Linked DNA regions of Homo sapiens: region 1 is linked to region 2. Evidence: read pairs that join two places in POLR2A ChIA-PET (ENCODE). Cell type or tissue: GM12878. All regions are shown on one strand. Each heading gives the region's core, and the rest is flanking DNA. Links, peaks and the distances in the headings are about the cores only. Region 1 holds the start of MIR1238 (microRNA 1238). Region 2 has its middle 8.5 kb from the start of S1PR2.

Region 1 (8,320 bases), core at 129-8,128, 310 kb after region 2:
CTCTTGCCCACGCTGGAGTGCAGTGACACCGTCTTGGCTCACTGCAACCTCCGCTTCCCAGGTTCAAGCAAATTTCCTGCCTCAGCCACCCAAGTAGCTGGGATTACAGGTGTATGCCACCACGCCCGGCTAATTTTTGTATTTTTAGCAGAGATGGGGTTTTCCCATGTTGGCCAGGCTGGTCTTGAACTCCCGACCTCAGGTGATCCACCCACCTCGGTCTCCCAAAGCGTTGGGATTACAGGCATGAGCCACTGCACCCAGCCTCTACACAACTTTAAAAAAACAGTAACCCAATGAAGGGCAGATGAGGGTAGCAGCAGAGCCTAGAAAAGCGCCTCTGCAGCCACCAGGCAAATGAGGAGCCAGAGGAGAAGTGCTCCAGGCAAAAGGAACAGCAAGACAGAGACCCTGAGGCTGGAAAGTCCCCTATGTATTTGCATCCGAATAAAAGCCAGTTTTCCCAGTGACCCACAGAGCCCGGCACTATTTGTCCACACCACCTTCTTGATGTCGGGATATCCCCCACCTTGACCTCATATCCTCCTCCCACACTCTGCTGCAGCCACAGGGGCCTCCTCACCTATTTCAGACACTCCCACCTCAGGGCCTTTGCGCTTGCTGCCCCTGCTGCTTGGAGCACTCTTTCAGCAGTGATGCATGTGGCTTTTTTTTTTTTTTTTTTTTTGAGACGGAGTCTTGCTCTGTCACTCAGGCTGGAGTGCAGTGGCATGATCTCAGCTCACTGCAAGCTCCACCTCCTGGGTTCATGCCATTCTCCTGCCTCAGCCTCCCGAGTAGCTGGGACTACAGGCGTCCGCCACCACTCCTGGCTAATTTTTGTATTTTTAATGGAGATGGGGTTTCATTGTGTTAATCAGGATGGTCTCGATCTCCTGACCTCGTGATCCTCCCGCTTCGGCCTCCCAAAGTACTGAGATTATGGACATGAGCCACTGCTTGGCTCCTGTTTTAAAATATTTTTTGCGTGGGGGGTTTTCCAGTGAGAACCAGAAAACCTGAGACAAATTCTAAAAGAGCTGTAATGTTTGACCTCTTTACTTAAAATCACAAGGCTCCCTTCCCTCTTTTATTCTTTTCCATATAGTTATCACCTCTAACACATGAGATAAATCATGTAATTGGCTGGGCGTGGTGGCCCACGCCTGTAATCCCAGCACTTTGGGAGGCAGGTGGATCACCTGAGGTCAGGAGTCCAAGACCAGTCTGGCCAACATGGTGAAACCTCGTCTCTACTAAAAATACAAAAATTAGCTGGGCGTGGTGGCGGGCGCCTGTAATCCCAGCTGCTCGGGAGGCTGAGGCAGGAGAACTGCTTGAACCCAGGAGATGGAGGTTTCGGTGAGCCAAGATCGTGCTACTGCACTCCAGCCTGTAATCCCAGCACTTTAGGAGGCCGAGACGGGCAGATCACCTGAGGTTAGGAGGAGTTCCAGACCAGCCTGGCTAACATGGTGAAACCCCATTTTTACTAAAAATACAAAAAATTAACCCGGGTGTGGTGGCGGGTGCCTGTAATCCCAGCTACTTGAGAAGCTGAGGCAGGAGAATCGCTTGAACTTAGGAGGCGGAGGTTGCGGTGAGCCAATTGGGCCACTGCACTCCAGGCTGGGTGACAGAGTGAGACTCCGTCTCAAAAAAAAAAAAAAAAAAAAAATTCATGTAATCATCTTCCTTGTTAGTCTCTCACACTAGGATGTCAGCTCCTGAGGGCAAGGGTTTTGTGGTCTTGATCACTGCTGCCCTCCAGAGGCTGGGTTCTCACAGAGGAGGTGTTTGCCAAGCGTTTGTTGAGTGGCTGCCTGACAGCACCTGCCTACCCTCCTCCCTGCAGGAACTCCTGCGTTGCGAGCTGTGCCTGGGCATCATGGGTGGGAAACCGCGACACTCACTGTACTTCATTGGCTACCAAGGTAGGCCCACCCCCTCCTCACTCCTCCCACCCCCCACCGCACCCCCACTCACACCTGCACCCCCTGCAGATGACTTCCTGCTGTACCTGGACCCTCACTACTGCCAGCCCACTGTGGATGTCAGCCAGGCCGACTTCCCCCTGGAGGTGAGTGGGAGCCCCAGTGTGTGGTTGGGGCCATGGCGGGTGGGCAGCCCAGCCTCTGAGCCTTCCTCGTCTGTCTGCCCCAGTCCTTCCACTGCACCTCGCCCCGCAAGATGGCCTTTGCCAAGATGGACCCAAGCTGTACCGTGGGCTTCTATGCTGGAGACAGGAAGGAGTTTGAGACACTCTGCTCAGAGCTGACCAGGGTGAGCAAGAGGAAAGCTGGAGTGGGGTGAGGGGGGCGGTTGGGCAGGGCTGGGGGTGAAAGAGGAACAGAGGCCTCGAGTCCAGCAGAGCTGGGGTGCTGCTTCCAGGCTAGGGGTCCTAACCTGGGAAATGTGAAGAATGTCCACCCCTGAAAAGGTGGGAACGCCAAAGCCCACTGTTAAGGCATCATCCCTTGGAGGCAGCTGTATCCAGGGGCTCAAGTGGTGGGAACCCTCCCTGTCTCTTGGCCCTGCTGTCCGACCAGGACTCTACCCTTATGGGGGCGAGAGATGGCCACCAGCCATTCTGGGCACCCACCCTGTGGTCACTGGAAGGGAAACGCAGGTTTTGCAGCAAAAATCCCAGGACTGTCAGTCTTTGGCTGAGCTGGGTCACATGCTCATGGCTGAGCCAATCACTGTGGCCAGGGGATGGAAGGTGCTGATTGGCTGCTCTCTCCTGGAGAGGTGGTCCTGAGAAGCACCTACTAAATAAACCTGGGCTAAGGAATATGGCTTGGCACTGTTTGTGGCTGACCCTGTCTCCCTCTTCCCGCCAGGTCCTCAGCTCCTCCTCAGCCACAGAGCGGTACCCCATGTTCACCCTGGCCGAGGGCCATGCTCAGGACCACAGCCTGGACGACCTCTGCTCCCAGCTCGCCCAGCCCACACTCCGGCTCCCTCGCACAGGGCGGCTCCTCAGGGCCAAACGCCCCAGCTCTGAGGACTTTGTGTTTTTATAAAGGGAGGGGATGAGGGGAAAGATACAACACTATTTATTTTTTTATTTATGTCATGTCGGGTGTGGGATCTTGAGCTCTGGCAGTGATGATGGTACTTCCTGTTGTCAGCCCCTCAAGCCCAGCTGCAACCAGTCTGGGGCCATTCAGCCAGGGACAGAGCCCACAGAGCCCATACACCTGTCTCCCACCAGCGGGGCCCTCCTGGCAGGGTAGGGAAGGAGGACCCCGGGCACCCCCCTCAGGGCCTGACTCACGTACTGTAGTTTGCACTGGACGCCCGGGCCCTCCCTGTCCCAAAGCCCCCTTGGGGGAACTGTGGCTGCTGGGGGCCAATAAAGCTGTGTAACTTGATCGTGGGTGTGGCTGGGCGCAGCGTTCTGAGGGGATGTGGGGTCTGGGAGGTGTCTCGAGGTGAGAGCTCCAAGTCACGGGAAGTTTAAGTCAGCCTCAGTTTCCACATCCATAAAATGGGACGACTTCCTTACCCACAGCTACACGTGTTTTTTAATTTTTTTTTTTTTTTCAAGAGACAGGGTCTTGCTTTGTTGCCCAGGCTGGAGTGCAGTGGTGCAATCATAGCTCTCTGTAGCCTCAAACTCATGGCCTTAAGTGATCTTCCTTCCCCAGCCTCCTGAGTAGCTGGGACTACAGGCATGTGTCACCACATTTTGTAGAGATGGAGTCTCGCTAAGTTGCCCACGCTGGTCTCCAATTCCTGGGCTCAAGTGATCCTTTCACCTCGGCCTCCCAAAGTGCTGGGATTACAGGCGTGCCTGGCCACAGATGAGAGGATCTCTGCAGCAGATAGTACTTGTGGGTGCGAGACCTGTCCAGGGCTTGATTTGAGGAGAGGAGCCTGAGGCCCCTGCCTGCTCCCTGGTGCTCAGGAGCTGTTCTTGGGCCCCTGTTGTTTCCTCCGCTGCCGGCCCAGCTGGCGGAAGTGCAGCCGTTTGGGGTTGAGGCCAAAGGCCTGCAGTCTCTGGCGGCTGAACTCGCATCCACCAAGCATCACAGTGGGGCCCAGCAGCCGTGCCTTCTTGGCCCTCCTCCGCTTCTGGGGGGCTGGCTTCTTGTGGGGTGATACAGGGGCTTCCTCTTCCTGTGCTGGGGGACTCTCCGGCCCCATCAAGCTGCCATCAAGGGCTGGCAGCTGCCTCTGTGGGCCGGCTTCATCTCTCTGTGGCTTCCCTGTGGCTTCCGCAGGTGTCTCTGCCCTGAGGGAGAAAAGTCAGGGCTCAGCCCAGGCCTGTCAAGATCAGGCCCATTCTTGAGCACGCATGCCCCATTTTACAGACAGGGAAAGGAGGGGCATAGTGAAGCAGCCGCACAGCGACCGAGGGCCTGCCTGGGATTCAGACCTGGGTTTCAGGCCAAAGCCAGCGCTTTTCTACGGAACCCAAAGACTAGATTGTGAGGCTGAGGATTCTGGTATTTGTGCCTGGGCCTGCCCTAAGCTAGTCACATCAATTAACTCATTTTAGCCTTTTTCTTCCTTAGAGACAAGGTCTTGCTGTGTCGCCCAGGCTGGAGTGCAGTCGCGTTACCATAGGTCACTGCAGCCTCCAACTCCTGGGCTCAAGCGATCTTCTCGCTTGAGTCTCCCAAAGTGCTGGGATTATAGGTTGGAGCACACACCTGGCCTCATTTTAGCTCTAAATAAACTGTGTGCATCTATCACCCCTGCCTTCTAGACTGGGCGAAAGCAATCCTAATAACAGCTAAGACCTATGGGGCATTTACCATATCTTAATCACTTTACGAGAATTAACTCATTTCATCCTCTGCAACTTGATAAGGCAGAACCGTCTCTATCTCCATCTTATGAGAAAGAGGCCCAGAGAGGGGTAGCGACTTGCCCAAGGTCACACAACGTTGGTGCCCATATAGGATTCGAACCCAGGTCTCAGAGCGGGGGGCGCTGCATTCCCAAAGTCATGCAACAAGAGGTTGACGGAGCCAAGACTCAAGCCTGGGCCTGACAGGCTCCCCACCCACGCTTCCCCAGCCAGCACTGCTTACTCTTCTCGGCAGAGTGACTTGAAGACCTGCCGCTTTTTCCATGAGTTCTGGGCCTTCTGGCTGTACGCCCGCTTGTCCCGCAGCTCCTCCTGCTCTGACCTGCAGACAGATGCCCCTGTGTTGGGTGCTCTGGGAAGTGCCCGAGGCTGCCCGCCCTGCCCCCTGCGCATGTGGCCCCGCCGCGCCCCGCCCCATCACCTGTACATGCAGGTCTTCTTTAGGGAGCACCACCGGTTCAGCTCCTTATCGTCAGCAGCGAGGATCTGCGTGGGAAGGGAGAGTGGGGACCTGCTGTGATATTGCCCAGGCGGGGCCTTCCCTGAGCCTAAGTCATGTCATTAGTCAAAACGGTAATGCCGCTACCACCCAGCAGGGTTGCCATGATGGCCAGAGACAGCTGATCTCTACAGAGGCCAATGATTTTTGTAGAGGTCAGCAGATGGGGTAACTGAGGCTCAGAGAACGGATCCTTGCCCTAGGCCAGATGGCTGGGAAGTTGGCTGAATTGATTCCAGTTTGAGCCTCAGGGCCCTTGAGCTGTCACCCATACCCGGCCATCCCCAAAGCCTCAGAACGGGCAGGGGTCGCTGCCAACCACCAGGCTTCCTAATTACATATGAAACTGTCATTCCCAGCCTCTAGGCCTGTTTCCAAACCTACTGGAAGGCCATCAGAAAGAGGAAGTGATTGAATGCCGATGGTATAAGCTTAGTACACATCGGCTATTTTTACTGACCATGAAAATGGTCGTGCACCTTCAGCCGTCATCAGTCAGGCATAGTAGGTACCCACAGCCTGCCAGGTGCCACACACTTTGGTCTCATTTCTGTTCCTTCCATAGTCACCAAAGTTGGGGTGCTATCAATTATTGTCTCACTTTACAGATGGGGAGTTGAGGCACAGATAGGGGAATCATTTGTCCAAAGACTCAGCTGGTGAGCAGCCAAGCCAGGGCTTGAACCCACCTAGGCCCCCTGGTTCCAGAGGACACCAAGTCTTTTGTTGAGACAGGGTCTCACTATGTCACCCAGGCTGGAGTGCAGTGGCAGGCTCACAGCTCACAGCAGCCTCAACCTCCTGGACTCAAGCAACCCTCCTACCTCAGCCTCCCAAGTAGCTAGGACTAGATCTCCCTATGTTGCTCAGGTTAGTCTCAGAACTACTGGGCTCAAGTGATCCTCCTGCTTCAGCCTCCCAGAGTACTGGGATTACAGGTGTGAGCCAGTGTGACCAGCCCTGCTACCAAGTCTTACCAGCCAGACTGCTGCTAATACATACTGACAGGAATAAAATAATATTGGCTGGGCCTGGTGGCTCACACCTGTAATCCCAGCACTTTGGGAGGCTGAGGCAGGCAGATCACATGAGGCCAGGAATTTGGGATCAGCCTGGCCAATATGGTAAAACTTATCTCTACTAAAAATACAAAAATTAATTGGGCATGATGGCACATGCCTGTAGTTCCAGCTACTTGGGAGGCTAAGGCAGGAGAATCATTTGAACCTGGGAGGCGGAGTTTGCAGTGAGCTGAGTTTGCACCACCGCATGCCGGCCTGGGTGACAGAGCAAGACACTGTCCCAATCAACCAATCAAAAAATAAACAAAAATAAAAAGTAATATTGGCTGGGTGTGGTGGCTCACACGCAGAATCCCAGCACTTTGGGAGGCCAAAGCAGGAAGCTTGTTTAGGCCCAGGGAGTTCGAGACCAGCCTGCACAACACAGTAAAACATCATCTGTACAAAAAATATTTTTAATTAAAAAAAATTAATTGGGCATGGTGGCACATGCCTGTAGTCCCAGCTACTTGGGAGGCTGAGGTAGGAGGATCAATTGAGCCCAGGAGGTTGGCACCACTGCACTCCAGCCTGGGTGACAGAGCGAGACTATGTCTCAAAAAAAAGAAGTAATATTTACGGGGCGTGCCATAGGTGAGGCACTGTTTTAAGCCCCCACCTTGTAGAAGGTAGTAATATTACCTTTGAGGTGAGGTAATGTTATTAGCACTGTCATTAGGACTATTAGCATTTCTTTTTTTTTTTTTTTGGCGCTCTGTCACCTAGGCTGGAGTGCAGTGGTGCAATCTCGGCTCATTGCAACCTCTGCCTCCTGGGTTCAAGCGATTCTCCTGCCTCAGCCTCCCAAGTAGCTGGGACTACAGGCGCCTGCCACCATGCCTGGCTAATTTTTTTGTATTTTTAGTAGAGACGGAGTTTCACCACGTTGGCCAGGCTGGTCTCGAACTCCTGACCTCAGGTGATCCACTTGCCTCGGTCTCCCAAAGTGCTGCGATTACAGGCATGAGCCACTGCGCCCAACCGAATATTATCATTTTCAAGATGAAGAAACAGCCTGCCATGTTGTGGCATTTCTGAGCAACAGAGATTGGGACTCAGGGCCAGCTTTCTACCCCTTCGGCATACCTGGTGCCCCCTGCAGTGTCCCTGCCTGCCCGGGGCCCCTACCTCCTCAGTGCTGAGGCCAAAGTCACAGGGCACCACTGTGCGGTACTTGAAGCGACAGGGCAGGTCGTCGATGATGTCCTCGTAGTCCAGCCGGTAATACTCATCCAGGTACTCCTCGAACGTCTTGTCCCCTGCTCGAGACAGAGCCAGGCTGCTGGGCTATGCCAGGCCCCGCGGTGCCCCCTGCCTACCCACGGCCTGCCCACCTGGGCCTCACCGGGTTCAAACACGGGCTTCTCCTGCCCCACGGCCGCGGCGAAGGGCGACTTGCGCTTCTTCTTGCCCGTCAAGGGGGCCTCGCGCTTTTTCTTCCTCGGCTGGCTGGGGTCGTAGTCGGCGTCCATCTGCCAGGACGCACAGGTCAGATCCCACCAGCCCCCCGTCAGGGCCCCTGGGACTCCCTCAACCCGTGATACCTACGTTGAAGTTGGGGTCCTCACAGTGCAGCTCCTGCTGGCTCCAGTCTCCCTCCTGCTCAGGCCCGTCCCACGTGTCCCAGTTCCAGTCGTCTGGATGCAGGGAGAACAGACAGGTGGGGCCAGGGTGGGACCTTGGGCTTCAGTCCCAGTCCCCAGTCCCCAATCCCCAGCCCAGTGCCCCAGCTGATCTCACCTTCAAGCCCTTCTTCTTCCTCAAATTGTGGCTTCTCCTCCTCCACGGCCCCGTAGTACTCGTCCCCAAAGCACTTCTGCAGGGTCAGGGCTGGCGGTTACCAGAGCCCACTCGAGACATAGGAGCTGAGCCCCCTACGATGCCGCCAATGACCCCCTCCTTGGCAACTTTACTCCTACAGCTAGGGCTCCCTACAGC
Region 2 (8,320 bases), core at 141-8,140:
CTGGCAAGATCTCGGCTCGCTGCAACCTCCACCTCCCAGGTTCAAGCAATTCTCCTGCCTCAGCCTCCCAAGTATCTGGGATTACAGGCGCACACCACCACACCCGGCTAATTTTTGTATTTTCAGTAGAGATGGGGTTTCACCATGTTGGCCAGGCTGGTCTTGAACTCCTGACTTCAGGCGATCCACCTGCCTCAGCCTCCCAAAGTGCTGGGATTATAGGCGTGAGCCACCGTGCCCGGCCGAAACCAGACAATTCTAACACAGGGTGATGGGGCTTTGAAGGGGGGATACAAAGAAAGTCAGAAAGTGACTAGTCAATTCTACACTTTGCCCCTTTTCCTGAGCTCGATTTCAGGGTCTGCTGGGTTCTGGGCCAGATCTTGGGGCGCACTTGGACCTTGGCAAAACCTCACTGCCTCTTCTACCAAGTGAGAAGTGTTGCCTGGACACTCTAGAAACCAGGTGTTTAATCCGCAGAGGAGGAAGCACGAAGAAAATTAGGTTTTCTCCTCGTCTGAGAGCTATCAGAGCGGAAATCTCAGTCTTGTGTGGGGACCTGAAGGCTGGGGAGGAAGTGACCGCCCTCATATGCCTGGGCTGGCTCAGCAATTTGCAGTCTCTCCTGGGACCTGGGGGGTTGGGGCAGAGGGGTGATGTCAAGGCTGCAGACATATGTGGCCGTCTGCCAGGGGAACCGTGGCTCCCAGACAAAGGTGATGTCCCCGGGGACACACAGACACACCGACATGCAACTTCCGCCTCCCTCCCACTTCTGAGGCAACACAATGTCTTCGCCAGGTCAGCCAAGGGAGCGCTACAGAGGACTGGAAAACGCTGGAGGCCTGGACTTCCTGATGGTCTTGGTGGGGGTCAGGAGGAGAGCTTGGCCTACCCCGGTGGCGGGGGGCGGGGGGCTGAGTGAGAGAACAGTGGAGGAGGAAGGAAACAGGGCCCTTTTCTTGGAGAACTCCCAGCAGGGGAAATAGAGGAGAAGGAAGAGGCTTGAACTAGCTTCCACTAATTATAGGGTCAGTGACAATAATGGCTAACACTCACAGCCACCGACTGTGTGCTAGATGTGGCGCTGTGAGTCCTCACAACCCGAGGAAGTGGGTATTATGATAATCATCATCTTTTTTTTTTTTTTTTTTGAGATGGAGTCTCGCTCTGTCACTCAGGCTGGAGGGCAGTGGCGCGATCTCAGCTCACTGCAACCTCCGCCTTCCAGGTTCAAGGGATTCCCCTGCCTCAGCCTCCCGAGTAGCTGGGATTACAGGCGCCCGCCACCACACCTGGGTAATTTTTTGTATTTTTAGTAGAAACGGGGTTTCACTGTGTTAGCCAGGCTGGTCTAGAACTCCTGACCTAAGCTGATCTGCCCACCTCGGCCTCCCAAAGTGCTGGGATTACAGGCGTGAGCCACCGTGCCTGGCCTTTTTTTTTTTTTTTTTTTTTTGAGATGGAGTCTCGTTCTGTCTCCCAGGCTGGAGTGGCAGTGGCATGATCTTGGCTCACTGCAACCTCCGCCTCCTGGGTTCAAGCGATTCTCCTGCCTCAGCCTCCCAAGTAGCTGGGATTATAGGCCCGCGCCACCATGCCTGGCTAATCTTTATATTTTTAGTGGAGACAGGGCTTCACCATGTTGGCCAGGCTGATCTCAAACTCCTGACCTGAAGTAATCCATTCCATGTACCTTGGTCTTGGCCTCCCAAAGTGGCTCACACTCTTACAGGTGTGAGCCACTGTGCCCGGCCAATCCCATTTTAAAGAAGAGGAAAATTGACCAGGCGCGGTGGCTCACGCCTGTAATCCCAGCACTTTGGGAGATCAAGGTAGGCGGATCACCTGAGATCAGGAGTTAGAGACCAGTCTGGCCGACATGGCGAAACCCCATCTCTACTAAAAAGATAAAAATTAGCCAGGTATGGTGATGCGCACCTGTAACCCCAGCTACTCGAGAGGCTGAGGCACAAGAATTGCTTGCACCCGGGAGGCGGAGGTTGCAGTGAGCCAAGATCATGCCATTGCACTCCAGCCTAGGTGACAGAGCGAGACTCTATCTCAAAAAAAAAAAAAAAAAAAAAAAGAAGGAGGAAAATTGAGGCATACAGGAGAGGTGAGATTCGAACTAGAGCCATCCGGCTCCTCTCAATCCAGCAGCCCTGGCTGTCTGTCTTCTTATTCATTCGGAGTCTCCACCCCATTCCTGTGCCACCACCCCCATCTCTGCCCCAGCAGGTAGGAACAGACAGGCAGTGGTTACCAGCCAGGACTACATTGGTCAACAGTGAGATGTGGAATGTTCTCCATAATCCAGGAGAAGGGACGCCCTCTGACCCCCATTCCTACCTTCACCCCGGATATTGTGAACTCCCCCAAATCCAGGAGGCCCAGGCCCTTCACACCAGATCCTGTGGTTGCCCACCATGGCCCTGAAATCCATGAGACGCAGGCCTGTTCTCCATCCTCCCTGGGCCTCCACTGTCCCCCCACCCCCCTGGCTCTCGTCTCTGGCAGGAGGAACTGCCTGGGAAGTGTCTGAGATGGATCCCAACTTTCTCATCATCGCCCCAGCGCTGGGGGAAGGGGCCCCAGGCTACAGAGAAGCTTCCCAGATGCTGATCTTGGCAGGCATCAGGGAACTGCGGCAGCCTCATCTCCTCCATGGGCTCAGGGCCCACTTTCAGCTTCAGTGACGGGGTGGGGAGGCTCCCACTGGAGGCCAGCCTCTGCCACATCTGCACCAGAAGCAGTCTTGGCCCTTCGAGCTGGGGAAGGGGTGGGCTCTCTTCCCGCCAAAAGCAGGATGAACAATTAGGGGAAAGGGGAACCTCAAAAAGGCTAACTTCTCAGCAAGCCCCTCCCACCCCAGCATGCTCATGACAGCTGACATGTGTATAACGTGCCAGTTACTGCCCTAAGTGTTTTACAAATATTGACTCACTCTCAATAGCTCACAGCAGCTCCCTCAGCTAGAGAAAGGAGAGATAAACTGCAGTCCATCCTCACAATGGAAGACCATGCCTGTAATCTCAGCACTTTGGGAGGCTGAGGCGGGCGGATCGCCTGAGGTCAGGAGTTCGAGACTAGCCTGGACAACATGGCGAAACCCCATCTCTACTAAAAACGAAAAAATTAGCTGAGTTTGGTGGTACGCACCTGTAATCCCAGCTACTCAGGAGGCTGAGGCAGGAGAATTGCTTGAACCCAGGAGGTGGAGGTTGCAGTGAGCCGAGATTGCACCATTGCACTCCAGACTAGGTGACAAGAACAAATGAAACTCCATCTCAAAAAAAAAAAAAATCAAAAAGAAGGAATTGGTGATACCTAGCCACATGGAGAACTCTCAAATGTATTAGGATGAGGGAAAGAAGTTCAACGCAAAGGTTGCATATTGTATGACTCTATTTCTATAATGTTCTAGGAGAAAAAAAACTATAGGGACGGTGAAATATTGGGACAGGAGAGGTTGACTGCAAAAGGGCACGGTGGGACCGGGTACAGTGGCTCACCCCTGTAATCCCAGCACTTTCAGAGGCTGAGGTGAGAGAATTGCTGGAACCCAGGAGTTCGACACCATCCTGAGCGACAGAGCGAGACCCAGTCTCTACAAAAAAAAAAAAAAAAAAATGAGTCAGGTACAGTGGCACGTGCCTGTACTAGCTATTCCGGAGGCTGAGGCAGGAGGATTGCCTGAGCCCAGCAGTTTGACACCACTGTCACCTATGATCGCACCACTGCACTCCAGCCTGAGCAACAGAGTAAGACCAATGTCTTAAAAAAAAAAAAAAAGTTGGGGGGCATGGGGGGAATTTTTTTTTTTTTGGCGATGGAACCATTCTGCATCTTGATTGTGGTTTTGGTTACGTGACTATATATGTTTCTTGAAATGTGAACAACTGTATGCAAAAAAGGGAAGATTTTCTTTCTTTTGAGACAGAGTCTTGCTCTGTCGCCCAGGCTAGTATGCAGTGGCGCGATCCACTGCAACCTCTGCCTCCTGGGTTCAAGCGATTCTCCTGCCTCACCTTACAGGTGTCCACCACCACGCCTGGCTAATTTTTGTATTTTTAGTAGAGATGGGGTGTTACCATCTTGGCCAGGCTGGTCTCGAACTCCTGACCTTGTGATTCACCCGCCTCGGCCTCCTAAAGTGCTGGGATTACAGGCGTGAGCCACCACGCCCGGCCAGGAAGATTTTTATTGTATCTAAATTGTGCAAAAAAAGCAATACTTTTGTTTAAAAAATTCTCACAGCAGCCTTATTATTTGTGTGTTTGTTTATTTGTTTTCTTGATCTTAGCCAAAAGGCCGAGAAGCGATTTATTTATTTTTATTTTTTATCTTTTTTTTTTTTTTTTTCGAGACGGAATCTGGCTCTGTCGCCCAGGCTGGAGTGCAGTGGCGCAATCTTGGCTCACTGCAAGCTCCGCCTCCCAGGTTCACGCCATTCTCCTACCTCAGCCTCCCGAGTAGCTGGGACTACAGGCACCCGCCAGTACGCCGGGCTAATTTTTTGTATTTTTAGTAGAGACGGGGTTTCACCGTGTTAGCCAGGATGGTCTTGATCTCCTGACCTCGTGATCCACCCGCCTCGGCCTCCCAAAGTGCTGGGATAACAGGCGTGAGCCACCGTGCCCGGCCTAGTTTTTATCTTTTTAGAGATAAGGTCTTGCTCTGTCACCCAGGCTGGAGTGCAGTGGCGCAATCATAGCTCACTGTAGTCTCAAGCTGGTGAGTTCAAGCAATCTGCCTACTTCAGCCTACCCAGTAGCTGGGACTACAGGCCCAAGACACCAAGCCCAGCTAACTTTTACATTTTTTGTAGAGGGTTAGGTTGGTCTCACTATGTTGCCCAGGCTGGACCTGAACTCCTGGGCTCAAGCGATCCTCCCACCTTGGTCTCCCAAGGGCACTGAGATTACAAGAGTGAACCACTCTGCCTGGCCTCCGGACAGTAGCTTTACATCAGTGAGGGTCTAATCAGGAAAACAGAAGTATCTCCAATAGAGGGGATTTAATATATGGGTCAATTTAATACGTAGATAAAAAATCAAACGATGGCCAGGCGCGGTGTCTCATGCCTGTAATCCCAGCACTTTGGGAGGCTAAGGTGGACAAATCACGAGGTCAGGAGTTCGAGACCAGCCTGGCCAACATGGTGAAACCCGGTCTCTACTAAAAATACAAAAAATTAGCTGGGCATAGTGGCAGGAGCCTGTAATCCCAGCTACTTGGGAGGCTGAGGCAGGAGAATCGCTTGAACCCGGGAGGCGGAGGTTGCAGTGAGCGGAGATTGCACCACTGCACTCCAGCCTGGGTGAAAGAGTAAGACTTTGTCTAAAACAAAACAAAACAAAACAAAATGGATGGAGAGATTATTTTAAAATTAGCATAGGCCGGGCACAGTGGCTCATGCCTGTAATCCCAGCACTTTGGAAGGCCGAGGCGGGCGGATCACCTGAGGTCGGGAATTCGAGACCAGGCTGACCAACATGGAGAAACCGTGTCTCTACTAAAAATACAAAATTAGCCTGATGTGGCTGGGCGCAGTGGCTCATGCCTGTAATCCCAGCACTCTGGGAGGCCAAGGCAGGTGGATCATGAGGTCAGGAGATCGAGACCATCCTGGCTAACACGGTGAAACCCGTCACTACTAAAAATACAAAGAATTAGCCGGGCGTGGTGGCAGGCACCTGTAGTCCCAGCTACTCGGAAGGCTGAGGCAGGAGAATGGCGTGAACCCGGGAGGCGGAGCTTGCAGTGAGCCGAGATCACACCACTGCACTCCAGCCTGGGCGACAGAGTGAGACTCCGTCTCAAAAAAAAAAAAAAAAAAAAAGTAGCCGGGCATGCTGGCACATGCCTGTGATCCCAGCTACTAGGGAGGCTGAGGCAGGAGAATCGCTTGAACCCAGGAGGCGGAGGCTGCGGTGAGCCGAGATCGCACCATTGCACTCTAGCCTGGGCAATAAGAGCGAAACTCCATCTCAAAAAAAAAAAAAAAAATTAGCATAAACCAAGCATGGTGGTGTAGGCCTGTAGTCCCAGCCACTCGGGAGGCTGAGGCAGGAGGATCACTTGAGCCCAGGAGTTGGACTCCGGCCTGGGCAACATAGCCAAACCTCATCTCTTAAAAAATATAATAAAAATAAAGGATATGGCAGACCATGTAAAAAATTTAAATAGAAATTACCATATAGGAAGATGATATCTAATGGGAGGTGCTACCAGAGGCATATGGGGAGAAATATCTTGGGCTGGGTGCAGTGGTTCATGACTGTAATCCCAGCACTTTGAGAGGCCAAGGTGGGAGGATCACTTGAAGCCAGGGGTTTGAGACCAGCCTGGGTAATATAGGAGACCCCCATCTCTATTTTAAAAATCTTTAAAAAAAAAATCCATGTATGGTTGCACGCACCTGTGGTTCCAGCTACTCAGGAGGTTGAGGCAGAAGGATCACGTCAGCCCAGGAGGTCGAGGCTGCAGTGAGCTATGATTGTGCCACTGCACTACAGCCTGGGTGACAGAGTAAGACCCTATCCCTAGAAAAAAAGCAAAAAGAGGCCGGGTGCGGTGACTCACGCTTGTAATCCCAGCACTTTGGGCGGCTGAGGCAGGTGAATCACCTGAGGTCAGGAGTTCAAGACCAGTCTGACCAACATGGTGAAACCCCGTCTCTACTAAAAATACCAAATTAGCCGGGCATGGTGGTGCGTGCCTGTAATCCCAGCTACTTGGGAGGCTGAGGCGGGAGAATCACTTGAACCCAGGAGGTGGAGGTTGCAGTGAGCTGAGATCGTGCCATTGCACTCCAGCCTGGGCGACAAGAGCGAAACTCCGTCTCAAAAAAGAAAAGAAGAGAAAAGAAATATCTTGGCTTCTCCTACCTTCCTCTCGGAAAATCTGCCCCCAGTGCCTCCCATTGGCTAAATGTGGCCAGAAGCCAGTTGGCAGGGGAGATGTCCCGTGCAGAGGTCAGCCCCGAGCCATGCAGGGAGAACAGCACAGGGACTAGATGATGCCAGGGCTCGCAGGCTTAAGCCCTGCAAGAACCATGTGGGTAGGGGCAACTATACCCCCATTTTACAGAGGAGGAAACTGAGGCCTGGAGAGCCAATGTGACATGCCCAGGGTCTCAGGCCCTCAAGGAGGTTGGACTCTCTGGTTCTCGCCAACACCTGCCTGGAGGGCTAGTTCTGTGGCTTTTTTTCTACCCTTCACGCCTGTCCTGGTTGCTCAGGGAACTGTAGGGAATGAAAATATCCATGCAAATCAGCCCCACTGCGGGGAGGCCCTCCGTGGGAGGCTTTGCCCCCTCACGGAGCTTGGCAGTTACACACAAGCTGAGCTGAAAACAAACAAACAGCAGATGTTTGGACAGTTGATGGGGGAGGGGCGCTTTAGGCAGCTCTCCCTAGTATAGGAGACCACCCCTCACCCCCCACCAACAGATCTGTGTCATCCATCCATGCCCTGTACTTTTTTTTTTTTTTTTTTTGAGATGGAGTCTTGCTCTGTCACCCAGGCTGAAGTGCAGTGGCGCAATCTTGGCTCACTGCAACCTCTGCCTCCCGGGCTCAAGCAATTCTCGTCACTCAGCCTCCTGAGTAGCTGGAATTACAGGCGCCCGCCACCATGCCGGGCTAATTTTTGTATTTTTAGTAGAGACGGGGTTTCATCATGTTGGTCAGGTTGGTCTCAAACTCCTGACCTTAAATGATCCACCCTCCTCGGCTTCCCAAAGTGCTGATTACAGGCGTGAGCCATTACACCCAGCCAATCCCATTTTAAAGATGAAGAAAATTGACTGGGTGAGGTGGCTCAAGCCTGTAATCCCTACATTTTGGGAGGCTGAGTTGGGCGGATCACTTTAGCCACCGACCTCATGCTCTGTACCTTCTTTTTGGGGGGCTGCCCCCCAGTATTGCAGGCCTGACCCCTGGCCTTTGTGAGAACCCTTGTTCAGTAATGGAGGAAAAGCTGAGGCCAGATGTTGAGGGGCCTTCCCGCATCTGATATGTGCCCCCTAAATTGGTGTGATACCCACAGCCAGCAAAGACCCTCTCTGGATTACAGGGTTGATGCTGGTCCCACACTACCAAGGACAGAGGTCACCTGCAATTGAGCCTTTGATCCACAGGAGAGGGCTGGTTGCATTGGCCTTTGACCTCTCCCCAGGCTTGGCTCAAAATGGTCAAACTTTGAGCCTTTTGGTGTGAAGGTCCCCTGGTCGTTACTGCCCTTTTATTAAGACTCATAACTGGGGGCCGGACGCGGTGGCTCACGCTTGTAATCCCAGCACTTTGGGAGGCCA

Evidence for each region. Peaks named below come from ENCODE experiments on the same cell type or tissue, not always from the same donor. Only the 100,000 strongest peaks of a DNase experiment are listed, where the experiment ranks them.
Region 1: POLR2A ChIA-PET joins it to region 2 with 8 read pairs; 3 of 35 experiments call an interaction of 5 or more read pairs at or near these places.

What each region holds. Positions count from the first base shown.
Region 1 is chr19:10,550,042-10,558,361 of GRCh38, forward strand. ATG4D (autophagy related 4D cysteine peptidase) reads left to right here. Exons shown (of 10, transcript NM_032885.6): 7 at 1,856-1,934; 8 at 2,004-2,080; 9 at 2,164-2,283; 10 at 2,844-3,377. The coding sequence ends at 3,026. KRI1 (KRI1 homolog) reads right to left here. Exons shown (of 19, transcript NM_023008.5): 13 at 8,123-8,198; 14 at 7,931-8,019; 15 at 7,728-7,854; 16 at 7,511-7,641; 17 at 5,244-5,308; 18 at 5,046-5,144; 19 at 3,044-4,240. The coding sequence ends at 3,910. MIR1238 (microRNA 1238) reads left to right here and starts at 2,081; the gene lies at 2,081-2,163. It also overlaps the pseudogene RNU7-140P. RefSeq lists enhancers at 4,039-4,208, 4,229-4,278, 4,309-4,388. In GM12878, for the core only: a CTCF peak has its summit at 1,762 (motif pointing left); DNase peaks (open chromatin) are centred at 512 and 4,186; H3K27ac peaks cover 2,610 bases.
Region 2 is chr19:10,235,658-10,243,977 of GRCh38, forward strand. No RefSeq gene overlaps it. Among named protein-coding and RNA genes, the nearest start is that of S1PR2, 8.5 kb to the left of the region's middle. RefSeq lists enhancers at 785-854, 6,955-7,034 and silencers at 2,776-3,070, 2,879-3,068. In GM12878, for the core only: no CTCF peak of the experiment used is centred there; DNase peaks (open chromatin) are centred at 614, 2,904, 3,794 and 7,254; H3K4me3 peaks cover 1,056 bases; H3K27ac peaks cover 3,971 bases.